Linked DNA regions of Homo sapiens: region 2 is linked to region 1. A link is a contact called in ENCODE Hi-C or POLR2A ChIA-PET data. All regions are on one chromosome and are shown on one strand. Each heading gives the region's core, a stretch centred on a gene start or an enhancer-like site at or near the end of the contact. The rest is flanking DNA. Distances are from core to core; before and after follow the strand shown.

The links. A loop is a pair of places that touch in the nucleus more often than their neighbours do. ChIA-PET counts read pairs that join two places held with the same protein, here RNA polymerase II (POLR2A). Pooled maps may share reads with other maps.
Region 2: POLR2A ChIA-PET joins it to region 1 with 12 read pairs in naive thymus-derived CD4-positive, alpha-beta T cell. The contact joins two enhancer-like sites. A Hi-C loop is called at or near these places in 1 of 168 maps with a recorded cell type or tissue (mammary epithelial cell) and 7 of 50 pooled maps. POLR2A ChIA-PET finds 5 or more read pairs at or near these places in 3 of 52 experiments (BJ, HEK293 and naive thymus-derived CD4-positive, alpha-beta T cell).

Annotation. Positions count from the first base shown.
Region 1 is chr19:46,839,386-46,845,669 of GRCh38, forward strand. AP2S1 (adaptor related protein complex 2 subunit sigma 1) reads right to left here. Exons shown (of 5, transcript NM_004069.6): 3 at 80-193. Among named protein-coding and RNA genes, the nearest start is that of AP2S1, 8.3 kb to the right of the region's middle. Within about 2 kb of position 1,251, at least 14 of the 41 ENCODE cell types and tissues checked have a DNase peak (open chromatin) inside an H3K27ac peak, as active enhancers do.
Region 2 is chr19:47,071,695-47,077,978 of GRCh38, forward strand. ZC3H4 (zinc finger CCCH-type containing 4) reads right to left here. Exons shown (of 15, transcript NM_015168.2): 12 at 658-1,019; 13 at 84-427. Among named protein-coding and RNA genes, the nearest start is that of TMEM160, 26 kb to the left of the region's middle. Within about 2 kb of position 3,662, at least 3 of the 41 ENCODE cell types and tissues checked have a DNase peak (open chromatin) inside an H3K27ac peak, as active enhancers do.

The DNA of each region.
Region 1 (6,284 bases), core at 1-2,500:
AGGGAGGGTTCCCAGGCCTTGGGGGCCACTCCAGGGCTGCCCACCCGCCTCCCCACCTTACATCCCTCTCCCGCCGTACCTCCACGAAGTTGTGAATGGCCTCCAGGTAAGCCAGGTTGTTGTCATTGACATCCACACAGATGCAGAAGTAGAGGCCAGCATAGCGGCGGTAAATGATCTTAAAGTTCCGGAACTGCAGAACAGAGAGGCTGTCAGCAACGGAGATTGCCAGGACCTAACGTGCCAGACAGAGTGGGGCCAAAACATTCACTCCTTCACTCCATACGTGGTCCCGAGGCCCAGCTCTGTGCCTGGCCCTGTGCTGGGGTCACAGCAGTGACCGAGACAGCCCTAACCCTGCTCACAGTGCAGCGGGGGCAGGCATCCCCAGAATGGACAGGATGGGCTGTGAGAGCCCAAAGAGGGTGCCTAACCCCCTCTGATCCTGGAGAGTCAGGAGGGCTTCCTGGAGGAGGGGGTATCGGAGCTGAGAGCTGGAGGATAGGCAGGAATGTTCTAAGCAGATAGCAAAAGCCCGGGGCTGGGCGGGAGCCTGACGTGTTCAATAGTGTCCATGCAACCTTGCCACTCCCTTCTGTGACTTCCTGCTACCTCTGGAGACAGTCACATCCCTTAGCCTGGAATTAATTAACTCAATTATTTAACAAATACTTCCTGAGCAGCTACTCTATGCCAGGCCTGTGATAGGCAGTGTGGGGAGGAGGGTTACCACTGCCACCAAGACGATCCTGGGTCCTTGTCCTGCCCTCACTGAAATGCGATATACACAGTTAGCAATAGTAACACAGACACACACCGTGAACAAACATGCCAGGATCAGGGACATGGATTCTCATTTTATGCGCGTGTTAAGTAGACAAAGACAGATATATATGCATACTGGGTTGCAAAGTACAATGTCTTTGGCCAAAACCTGAAAATCCAGTTCAGTTCTATATGTTCTCAATGTCAGGTTCATTACAAAAAAAAAAAAAAAAAAAATCCCAGCACTCCAGGAGGCCGGGCGAGAGGATCACTTGAGCCCAGGAGTTTCAGGCCAGCTTGGGCAACATGGTGAAACCCCATCTATACAAAAGTACAAAACTTAGCTGGGTATGGTGGCGTGTACCTGTGGTCCCAGCTACTCGGGAGGCTGAGGTGGGGAGATGACCTGAGCCTGGGAGGTCAAAGCTGCTGTGAGCCACGTTCCCATCACTGCACTCCAGCCCGGGAGACCCTGTCTCAAAAAACACAAAAAAACAGCAGCTCTAGGTCTGGGGTGTGCCTGTGTCGCCACCTGCTGACAGCTATGAGTGCCAGCATCAGTCTTCGGCATTTTTTTTTTTTTTTTTTTTTGAGTCTGGCTCTGACGCCCAGGCTGGAGAGCAGTGGCTCGATCTCGGCTCACTGCAATCTCTGCCTCTTGGGTTCAAGCGATTCTCCTGCCTCAGTCTCCCGAGTAGCTGGGATTACAGGCGCGCCACCACACCCAGCTAATAGCTTTTTACTCATTTTTTCAGCTCAATCTCTTGTTCATTGCTATACTCCAAGCATGTTTTCAGGGTTTTTTTTGTTTTTTGGTTTTTTTGAGACAGTCTCACTCTGTCGCCCAGGCCAGAGTGCAGCGGCGCAATCTTGGCTCACTGCAACCTCTGCCTCCCAGGTTCAAGCAATTCTCCTGCCTCAGCCTCCTGAGTAGCTAGGAATACAGGTGTGCACCACCACGCCTGGCTAATTTTTGTATTTTTAGTAGAGATGAGGTTTTACCATGTTGGCCAGGCTGGTCTCCAACTCCTGACCTCAGATGATCCACCTGCCTCTGCCTCCCAAAGTGCTGGGATTACAGGCGTGAGCCCAGCCTGAGTATGTTTTCTGGTGTGATTACAGTAAGGCCTACATGTAATCCACGGGTAAATGAGCTGACACTGATCATCAGTGCTCCTCTCTTCTTGCAATCCAGCTTTTCTGGCTCTCACCCTCCTCCGCCTCCAGCTACTGCTCCATCTTTCCAGCCTCCCTTCCTGTTTTAAATTTCGAGGCTTCTCAGGGATCTGCTGCAGACCCCCATCTCTCCTCCAGCTACATTCTCTCAGAGAAGCACATTCTCTCATCCTGCAGGCTGGGGCAGGTGTCCCCTCTGAACATCCCACGCCACTGCCCCACCCCTGCCCTGCCCCAGCCTGACCACTGCTGGTCGCCACTGTCTGGGGATGGGTCTGTCTCCCCATTGGACTGAGCCTGTGGGGGAAGCTGGAGCTGTCACACTGTGTCCTCCATGTTGCCCTGCAAAGGGCTGGCACAGGTAATGGCCCCCAAAGACATCCACATCCTAATCCCACACCCTGTGAATATGGGACCTTATATGGCAAAAAGGGACTCTGCAGTCTCAACTTGTGACGAAGTTAAGAAGCATGAGATGGGGCGATAATCCTGGATGGTTCAGGCGGGACCAATGTCCTCACTGGGCTGCTAATAAAGGAAAGCGGGAGGCGGGACAGTGCGAGTCAGACAGAGATTGGACGACGGCCAGGTGCCGGGCCTCATGCCTATCATCCCAGCACTTTGGGAGGCCAAGGCTTGATCTCAGGAGTTCAAGAGCAGTTTAGGCAACATATCAAGACCCATCTCTATAAAACATACAAAAAATTAGTTGGGCGTGGTGGCAGGTCCCTGTAGTCCCAGCTACTCAGGAGTCTGAGGTGGGAGGATCCCTTGAGCCTGGGAGGCGGAGGCTGCAGTGAGCTATGATTGCACCACTGCACTCCGGCCTGGGGCACAGAGTGAGACCCTGTCTCAAATAATAATAATAATAACAAGAGGGATAGCCCGCATCTTCCAGTTGCCTACTCCTCCCTTTGATCTTCACTCACAAGTCCCCTCCAGGAAGCCCTCCAGACCCCCAGGCTGGGTCAGGTGCCCTCCCCCAGCCAGGCTCCTCGATCCCAGCCCTGCCTACTGTGGTTGTCACTGTCTAGGACAGGCTTGTGTTCCTTCCTGGGCTATGAGTCCCAAAGCAGCACAAGGCTGTCTCAGTGCTGCTGTGAACCTAGCACTGGGCTGATCACAGAGGAGGCACACAGAAACATTAGGTGAATACATGCACAAAGGAACAACTGAATGAATGGGCGGGCCTGGATCCTGGAGGCATGGAGGAACTCAAGACCTGAGGGTCAGCCTCCTCTGTAACATTCTCATTTGCCCAGCCGGACTTTCCGGCTGCCCCTGTATCATTGGGCCTCACTGACCCCTCCCGCGCCCCAGCCCTCAGCACAGGACCAGCCACTACATTAGCAGCAAGGTGCCCACACAGCCAGAACACCCGACACCCAGTTCCTCTCCCCCTTCCCACCTGCTGCTCTTGGTGACACCACCAGTGACCTCCTCCTGGAGAGGTAAGTCCAACCCTGTCCCCCTCCTGGCTGCTGGGACACCCAATCTCTTGGTTCTCCTCTCCCTCATCTCTCTGCCTGCAGACGTGGCCCTCTGGTGCTCTCCTCGGTCTATCCTCACTTCCCCGGTGAGCTCCTTGGCCTCGGTTTCCCTCTATGTGCAGAAATGCCGTTTCCATATCCTACCCAGCTCTCTCCAAGAACCCTGACTCGTCACTTCTTCCTGGACATCTCTGCTGGGATGTGGACGATACTCGGGGCCAGACCCCCAACACTTCCCTCCTGATCTTCACCTCCGCCTGCCCTTCCCATCTGCCCATATCAGATAATGACAGCTCCATCCTACCCGGGGGCTCAAGTGGGAAATCTAATTGTCGCCCTGGCTCTGCTTTCTCTCACATTCCACATCCAATTCTTGGCCATTCAGCTGGGTCCACCTCCAAAACGCTCCTGGCCACACCGACGGCTTCCATGCTGGTCCGGTCACCAGCATCTCCCACCTGGACCACTGCAGCCACCTCTCTCCGAGCAGTCTCCTCTATGCTCTTGCCCTATAGCGCAGCCTCAAGTCGGCCAATGGCCATGCTCTGCTCAAAACCCTCCATGGTTCAAGACCAGCCTGGACAACATAGCAATACCCCATCTCTACGAAAAATTTAAAAATTAGCCAGGCGTGGTCACTCATGGCTGTAATCCTAGGACTTTGGGAAGCTGCGGTGGGCGGATCGCTGGAGCTCAGGAGTTCGAGACCAGCCTGGGCAACATGGCGAAACCCTGTCTCTACCAAAAATACAAAAATTAGTACGGCATTGGTGGCACATGCCAATGGTCCCAGCTACTCGGGAGGCTGAGGTGGGAGAATTGCTTGACCCCGAGAGGCAGAGGTTGCAGTGAGCTGAGATCGCACCACTGCACTCTAGCCTAGGTAACAGAGTGAGAACCCACCTGAAAAGAAAAAAAAATTTAAAAATTAGATGGGCATGGAGGTGCATGCCTGTAGTCCCAGCCACTTGGCAAGCTGAGGTGGGAGGCTTGCTTGAGCCTGGGAGGGTACAGTGAGCTGTAATTGCACCACTGTACTCTAGCCTGGGAGACAGAGCAAGACCGTGTCTCTAAAAAACACCAAAAAACAAAAACAACCTTTCTTTTTTTTTTGAGAGGAGTCTTGTTCTGTTGCCCAGGCTGGAGTGCAATGGCACGATCTCGGCTCACTGCAACCTCTGCCTCCTGGATTCAAGCGATTCTCCTGCTTCAGCCTCCCGAGTAGCTGGGACTACAGGCACCCACGACCAGGCCCGGCTAATTTTTGTATTTTTAGTAGAGACGAGATTTCATCATGTTGGTCAGGCTGGTCTCCTGACCTTGTGATCCACCCACCTTGGCCTCCCAAAGTGCTGGGATTACAGGAGTGAGCCACCGCGCCCGGCCGGCAAAAACAACTTTTCTACGGCTCCCATCTGACTCATAGTAAGAGCCCAAGTCTTCCCTGCAGCCCTGCACCAAGAGATTACCCTGTTATCTTCTCTCTTTCATCTCCTCCCCTTCCTGGCTGCATTCCTGCTATCCCTGGAACGCCCTAAGTATTCTCCTGCCCCAGGGACTTTACACTTGCTGTTCCCTTGGCTTGAAATGTTCCTCTCAGACATTGGCTCCTTCCTCCCCGTCAAGTCCTTCAGGTCTTGGCTCCAATGTCACCTTTTCAGCAATGCCATCCTAACCAAACCATTTAAACCTGCATCCTGGCTGGGCGCAGTGGCTCATGCCTGTAATCCCAGCACTTTGGGAGGCCGAAGCAGGCAGATCACTTGAGCTCAAGAGTTTGAGACCAGCCTGGGCAACATGGTGAGACCCCATCGCTACCAAAAATACAAATATTAGCTGGGCTTGGTAGTGCACAAGCCTGTAGTCCCAGCTACTCAGGAGGCTGAGGTGGGAGGGTAGCTTGAACATAGGAAGTCAAGGCTGCTGTGAGCCATGTTCGTGCCACTGCACTCCCGCCTGGGTGACAGAATGAGCTCCTGTTTCAAAAAAAATTTTTTAAAGAGGGACAGGCATGGTGGCTCACGCCTGTAATCCCAGCACTTTGGGAGGCCAAGGCGGGTGGATCACTTGAGATCAGGAGGTCAAGACCAGTCTGACCAACATGGTGAAACCCCATCTCTACTAAAAATACAAAAATTAGCCAGGCGTGGTGGCGAGCACCTGTAATCCCAGCTCCTAGGGAGGCTGAGGCAGAGAATAGCTTGAACCCTGGAGGAGGTTGCAGTGAGCCAAGATTGCCCCCATTGCACTCCAGCCTGGGTGACTGAGACAGACTCCATTTCAGAAAAAAAAAAAAAAAAAGGCAAAAAAGGCCAGGCGCAGTGGCTCATGCCTGTAATCCCAGCACTTTGGAAGGCCGAGGAGGGTGGATTACAAGGTCAGGAGTTCGAGACCAGCCTGGCCAACATGGTGAAACCTCGTCTCTACCAAAAATACAAAATTAGCCTGGTGTTGTGGTGCACGCCTGTAATCCCAGCTATTTGGGAGGCTGAGGCAGGAGAATTGCTTGAACCTGGGAGGTGGAGGTTGCAGTGAGCTGAGATCATGCCACTGCACTCCAGCCTGGGTGACAGAGTAAGACTCTGTCTCAAAAAAAGTAATTAATTAATTAATTAATTAATTAATTCAATTCAATCAAATAAAAAATAAAGACAAGGTCTTGCTACATTGCCCAGGCTGGTCTTGAACACCTGGGCTCAAGCAATCCTCCCACCTTGGCTTCCCAAAGTGCTGGGATTACAGGCATGAGCCACTGCACCTGGCCTATTCTCTCTACTTTTCTGTGTTTGAACATTCTATAGGAAGTTTGAAAAACGCACCAGCAAAAAAAATTTGACCAAAAAAAAAAATTCT
Region 2 (6,284 bases), core at 2,412-4,911, 230 kb after region 1:
GGAAGAAAAATCACATCTCCCCAACTCTGCTCCACTGGGTAAAGCCTGCAGCCCCAGGCAGCCACACCTGGAGTCCCGCATACCTGCATCCCCCAGGAGTCCGGGCTCCATCTCCATGCCCTCCTGCTGCTGGTAGAAGTTTTCATAGAAGTTCTGGGCTGGCGGGATAGGGGGCATCATTCCAGAATGTGGGGAGTCTCCAGGGCCGTAGGGCATCATTGGAGGGCCGCCAGGGCCCATGGGTGGGCCAGGATTCATGCCAGGGCCCATCGGCATGTCTGCGTGCATGTCTGCGTGCATGTCAGGGTGCATGTCCGGGTGCATGTCGGGGTGCATGTCAGGATGCATTGGACCGCCCATTGGCCCTGGGGGTCCCATGTTGGGCCCAGGGCCCATTGGCCCTGGGGGTCCACCGGGTCCAGGGAACCTAGAAGAGGGAAAAGGTGCCTGTGACGGAAGCTGCCGAGGAGGGCAGTGGCCACACCCCAGAGGAGAGGCGGAGGGCTGCAGAGCCGAAGGTCATGGGCCCCAGACCAGGACTCCCACAGCTGGGGAGAGAGGCAGGACTCTCCCACAGCCAGGCTTGCCCTAACAAGAGGAGCCTGGCTGGGCCCAGGACAGCGCCCACTGCCTGTCACGGGGGTCCAGGGCACTCACCTCACACCCAGCTTCTCAGCCAGCTGTCCCGTGGGCCGCACCACGATCTCAAACAAGGAGGGGATCTTCTTGTTGTACATGTCCTGCTGCTGCAGCTGCTGCGGGGACAGTGGCTCATGCACCGGCATGGGCATCTGAGGGGGCCCGGGCGGTGGGGGAGGGGGAGGGGGCGGGGGCGGGGGGCCACCCTGCATGGGCCTGCCGTTGGGAGAGGTTGGAGCCTGCGGGCCAGGGGGCCGAGGAGGGGTGGGCAGGAGGCCCACACCAGGGGGCGGTTTGGGCAGGGGGTTGATGCCCTGCTTCTTCAGTTCCTCCACCTCCTTCTCATCCTCGGCACCTGCTTCTGCATCATCGGCCAACATCTGCGGGTGTGAAAGAACAAAAGAAGGTGTGGACGGGGTCAGGATGGAAACGGACCTCTCCAGGTCTGAGAGCTGAAGTTTATGAGGAAAAGTCCATAATACAAGGACCTTGAGATCTAAAGGCATAAAGACCACAATGGCTCTGTAACAAAAATCATCATCAGCCACCTCTCTGCTCCACTCTCGGGGACCAGCTGGTAGAGGGGGGGCCATTCCTGCTCTATGGCAAAATACACATAACAAAGCATACTGTTTAACCATTTAAAGTGAACGATTCAGCTGGGCGCAGGGACTCACATCTGTAATCCCAGCACTTTGGGAGGCCGAGGTGGGTGGATCACTTGAGGCCAGGAGTTCAAGACCAGTCTGGCCAACATGGCAAAACCCCATCTCTACTAAAAATACAAAAATTAGCCAGGCATGGTAGTGCACGCCTGTAGTCTCAGCTACTCGGGAGGCTGAAGCAGGAGAATCACTTGAACATGGGAGGCAGAAGCTGCAGTGAGCCAAGATCGCACCACTGCACCCCAGCATGGACAACAGAGGAGACTCTGTCTCAAAAATAAATAAATAATGCCAGACGTGGTGGCTCATGCTTGTAATCCCAGCACTTTGGCAGGCTGAGGTGGGCAGATCACCTGAGGTCAGGAGTTTGAGGCCAGCCTGGCCAACATGGTGAAACCCCATCTCTACTAAAAATACAAAAAAAATAGCCGGGCATGGTGGTGGGCACCTGTAATCCCAGCTACTCAGGAGGCTGAGGCAGAAGAATCGCTTGAACCTGGGAGGCGGAGGTTCCAGTGAGCCGAGATCACACTACTGCACTCCAGCCTGAGCGACAGAGCCAGACTCCATCTCAAAAAACAAAAACAAAACAAAGTGAACGATGCAGTGGCATTTGGCACATTAACAATGTTATGTAACCGCCACCTCTATATAGTTCCAGCACATTTTCATCACCCCCAAAAGAGACCCTGTACACACTAAGCAATCGCTCCCCACCCTCTACCCCCAGCCCCCGGCAGCCACTCTGCTTTCCGTCTCTGCGGACCTGCCCCTGCTGGACAGCTCCTGCGAACAGACTCATGCGCTGTGTGCGATGGGCGCTTTCACTTAGCAAAGTGCATCTATCTACAACACTGCTACATCTATCAGTATGTCACTCTGTTTTTTATGGCTGAATCATATTCCCCTGTCATGTTTGGATTTTAAGGGCCTCTGATCTCAACTCCTGACCATGACCCTTAGGGCCTAAGAGCAGGGGTGGGTGTCTGGGTGTCTAGGTATCTGGGGACGACTGGGTAGCTTCCTGGCAGCTTCATTTCCTCCCACGATCCCGACTCCTCCACCCCAACCACCCAGCCTCGTTTCAGTGCAATGAGCAGCCAAGCTCTCCCCTACAGGGCCAGGACCAGCTTCCCCCAGGTTTTTATTTTTCCTGTTATTCCCATGTGGCTCAACGTCACTCAACTGTTGAGGTCCCTCATTAGATGTCAATTCATAGTGTCTGTCCAGTCTCCTGTATTCACTACTGGGTCACCAGGAGTTCTCTGCCAACACTGCCTATGCCTTGTCGGATTATTCAGTCATTCCCATGTTCATCCTGGCTCAACCTCCCCATCAACTCCAAGAGGGCAGGACTGTTTCTTCCCTGCTATATCCCCAGGGCCCCCACGAGACCTGATACAGGGCAGACGCCCAGTGAGTGAATGAGAAATGTCAAAATCTCAACTGGACTAGAATGTCTCATCAGTTAGGATAGCGTGCAGAAAAGTGACACAGGAGGCCTGGCTGCTCTCCTTGGAAGGCCTGCTTGCAAGGCTAGGCCTCGGCTGGTGTCTGGGAAGCTGCATTTTGGGAGGGCTCCCAGCATTCACTGTCCAGTAAGAGGGGCTCACTGCATCTAAACTGTTTCTGCAACCAATGCAGTTTGTGCTGAATGCCTGCTTTGCCCCCCAAATCTGGAATTTTGGTCCATGCTGGGCAGAGGCTGCCTAGGTGAGCAGCCTAGTGAAAACCCTGGGCGCTGAGCAAGTCTCCTCGCAGACAGCATGCCACTCGTGCTGTCACAACTGGAGGAGGGCAGCGTGGCCCCTGCGAGTCCACAGGAAGAGGATGCGCCTGCTTCCTCCAGGCGCCCTCATGTACTCATTCCCAGGGCTGAGTTTGCCTGTGTCCCTTCACCGCAGTTAACATCTTGGCCGTGAGTCCCCCAGCAAGTTGCTCTGGGTCATCTTGGGGACCCCAGCACAGATCCCTTAGTTGGTCCTAACACAGGGTCATCAAGATAAACTAGTCCTGCCCCTCTGCCCAGGAACAGCAAGGCGGACAGAAACAGGACCCCCTGGTGGGGGTTGTGCATTCGCAGTTTTCCCTTCTCCTAGCCATTAGCAATGGTATCTGGACCCTGGAACCCCAGGGTCCAATAAGAATGTGGCTTCATGGAGGAGGTGTGGAAAACGACGCGGTGGAACCCCTCTGTCCTTCTGAACCCTGATATTCCAGGGGTGGTCAGCGTGTGAACCAGCAGCACAGGGGGACCCGTGGAGGCAGAACCCGCATTCTGCCCTTTGAGCGTGGGCACCACCACCTGAGATGAGCCTTGCTGGGAGGGCCCAGAGCCTTGCGCCAGCTGCTTTCAACACTGCCACGGGCTCACTTCCTCCTGGCCCAAGGGCCCTTCCTCAACTGTGTGTGGGGCCATGGCTTGCGCTGCAGCTGCCACCCTGCATCTCCCTCCTCCTCCTCCTCTTCAGTCCCCACTGCCGCACATCCTGGGGCCGCCAGTGTCACCTCCTCACAAAGCCTCTTGAATGTCTGCCTCCTGAATAGAGCCCAGCTAGAGTCCTGGGCTCCCACACTTATTCTTCACGGCCTGATCCCCACGTGTGTGTGCGCACACACACATACACACACACACTCACACTCCCCATGTGTCATCAGCATCCGCCCAAGGACCTAACCCTGCCTCCTCAGCACCCCCAGTGCCTGGCACAAACAAGGCACAGAGATTTATTGAGTGAACGACTAAGCAAGGAACACAAACCAATGCATTCCCTGGAATCCAGAGGCTGGGTCCAGTGCAGAGGAGAAAGGAGCTCAGGCCCTGAATGGTTGACTCCACCATGGAGTCAACTGCGGAGTCAACCCAAACTGCCCATCGGTCCTGCCAGCACAGACCCTGTGGAGGGCACCTCTGTCCCTGGCCCCTCCACCAGCAAAGACACCAGCTGAGACAACTAGCACCCCGCTAGGTGCCAAAACCTCTCTAGCCAGGACAGACTATCAGTGATCACAGTTTCCAACAGTCAGTCACCTTCTGCAAGCAATAAGTAACACTTGTAGAGGTGCAGAGGCATGTGGGCTGAGCCCCATTAGGCCATGTGAATAAGCTCCAGGCCACTGGTCACCAACGCTGTTGCCTCGAACTGGAAACAACTCAAATGTCCTTCAACGGATGACTGGATAAACAAACACAGATCATCCGCTCAGTGGGACACTACACAGCAACAAATGGTAATGAACTGTTACTTGCAACAACGGGTGAACCTCAAAGGCTTCATGCCAAGTGCAAGAAGCCAGACTCAACACATGCACGCGTGCGCGCGCGCGCACACACACACACACACACACTCACACTCTTAAAGCCTGTTTACCCCATAATTCTATTTATATGATTTGCTTGAAAAAGCAAAACCAAAAGACAGACCCTGATCCACGGTTGCCAGGCACTGGAGATGTGGGGTGGCATTTACTATAAAGGACACAGCAGAGTTTCTGGGGTGATGGAATGGGTTTCCTAGATCCATCTTGTGGGGTGGTGACATGACTCAATGTGTTTGTCAAAACTCATAGAACCAGGCCAAGCGCAGTGGCTCACGCCTGTAATCCCAGCACTTTGGGAGGACGAGGTAGGTGGATTACGAGGTCAGGAGTTCAAGACCAGCCTGACCAAGATGGTGAAACCTTATCTCTACTAAAAATACAAAAATATTAGCTGGCCGGGCGCAGTGGCTCACACCTGTAATCCCAGCACTTTGGAAGGCAGAGCCGAGCAGATCACGAGGTCAGGAGTTCGAGACCAGCCTGATCAACATGGTGAAACCCTGTCTCTACTAAATATATAAAAATTAGCCGGGCGTGGTGGCACACACCTGTAATCCCAGCTACTCAGGAGGCTGAGGCAGGAGAATCGCTTGAACCTGGGAGGCGGAAACTACAGTGAGCCAAGGTTGCACCACTGCACTCCAGCCTGGGTGACAGAGCAAGACTCCGTCTCAAAAAAAAATTTTTTCAAAAAAACATTAGCTGGATGTGGTGGCGGGCCTCTGTAATCCCAGCTACTCAAGAGGCAGAGAACTGCTTGAACCTGGGAGGCGGAGGTTGCAGTGAGCCAACACTGCACTACTGCACTCCAGCCTGGACGACAGAGCGAGATTCCGTCTTGGAAAAAAAAAACAACTCACAGAACTATATATCAGGTGCGGTGGTTCATGCCTGTAATCCCAGCACTTTGGGAGGCCTGCGGGTGGATCACCTGAGGTCAGGTGTTCGAGACCAGCCTGGCTAACATGGTGAAACCCTGTCTCTACTAAAAATACAAAAATTAGCCAGGCGTGTGTCAGGCACCTGTAATCCCATCTATTCAGGAGGCTGAGACAGGAGAATCACTTGAACCCAGGAGGCGGAGGTTGCAGTGAGCCGAGATCGCATCATTGCACTCCAGCCTTGGCAACAAGAGTGAAACTCCGTCTTAAAAAAAAAAAAAAACTGGTACCAAAGAGGACACACAAAAACATAGATAAAATGCTAAGAACTGCTTAAAGCACTCAGATAAATTTAGAAGGTATGGATTCTCAGCTAGGCATGGTGGCTCACGCCCGTTATCCCAGCACTGTGGGAGGCCAAGGCGGGCGTGGATCACCTGAGGTTGGGAGTTCGAGACCAGCCTGACAAACGTGGAGAAACCCCGTCCCTACTAAAAACACAAAAAATGAGCCGGGCGTGATGGCACATGCCTGTAATCTCAGCTACTCAGGAGGCTGAGGCAGGAGAATCGCTTGAACCTGGGAGGCGGAGGTCGTGGTGAGCCAAGATCGCGCCACTGTGCTCCAGCCTGGGCAACAAGAGCAAAACTCCGTCTCAAACAAAAAAAAAAAAAAAAAAGAAGGTATGGATTTTCAGGAAAAAGGTCTGTGTGCATACTCCAAAGCAGAAATCTACAACCCTCTAAGTTTTGCAAACATCAAGTTTTGCTTTCAGAAA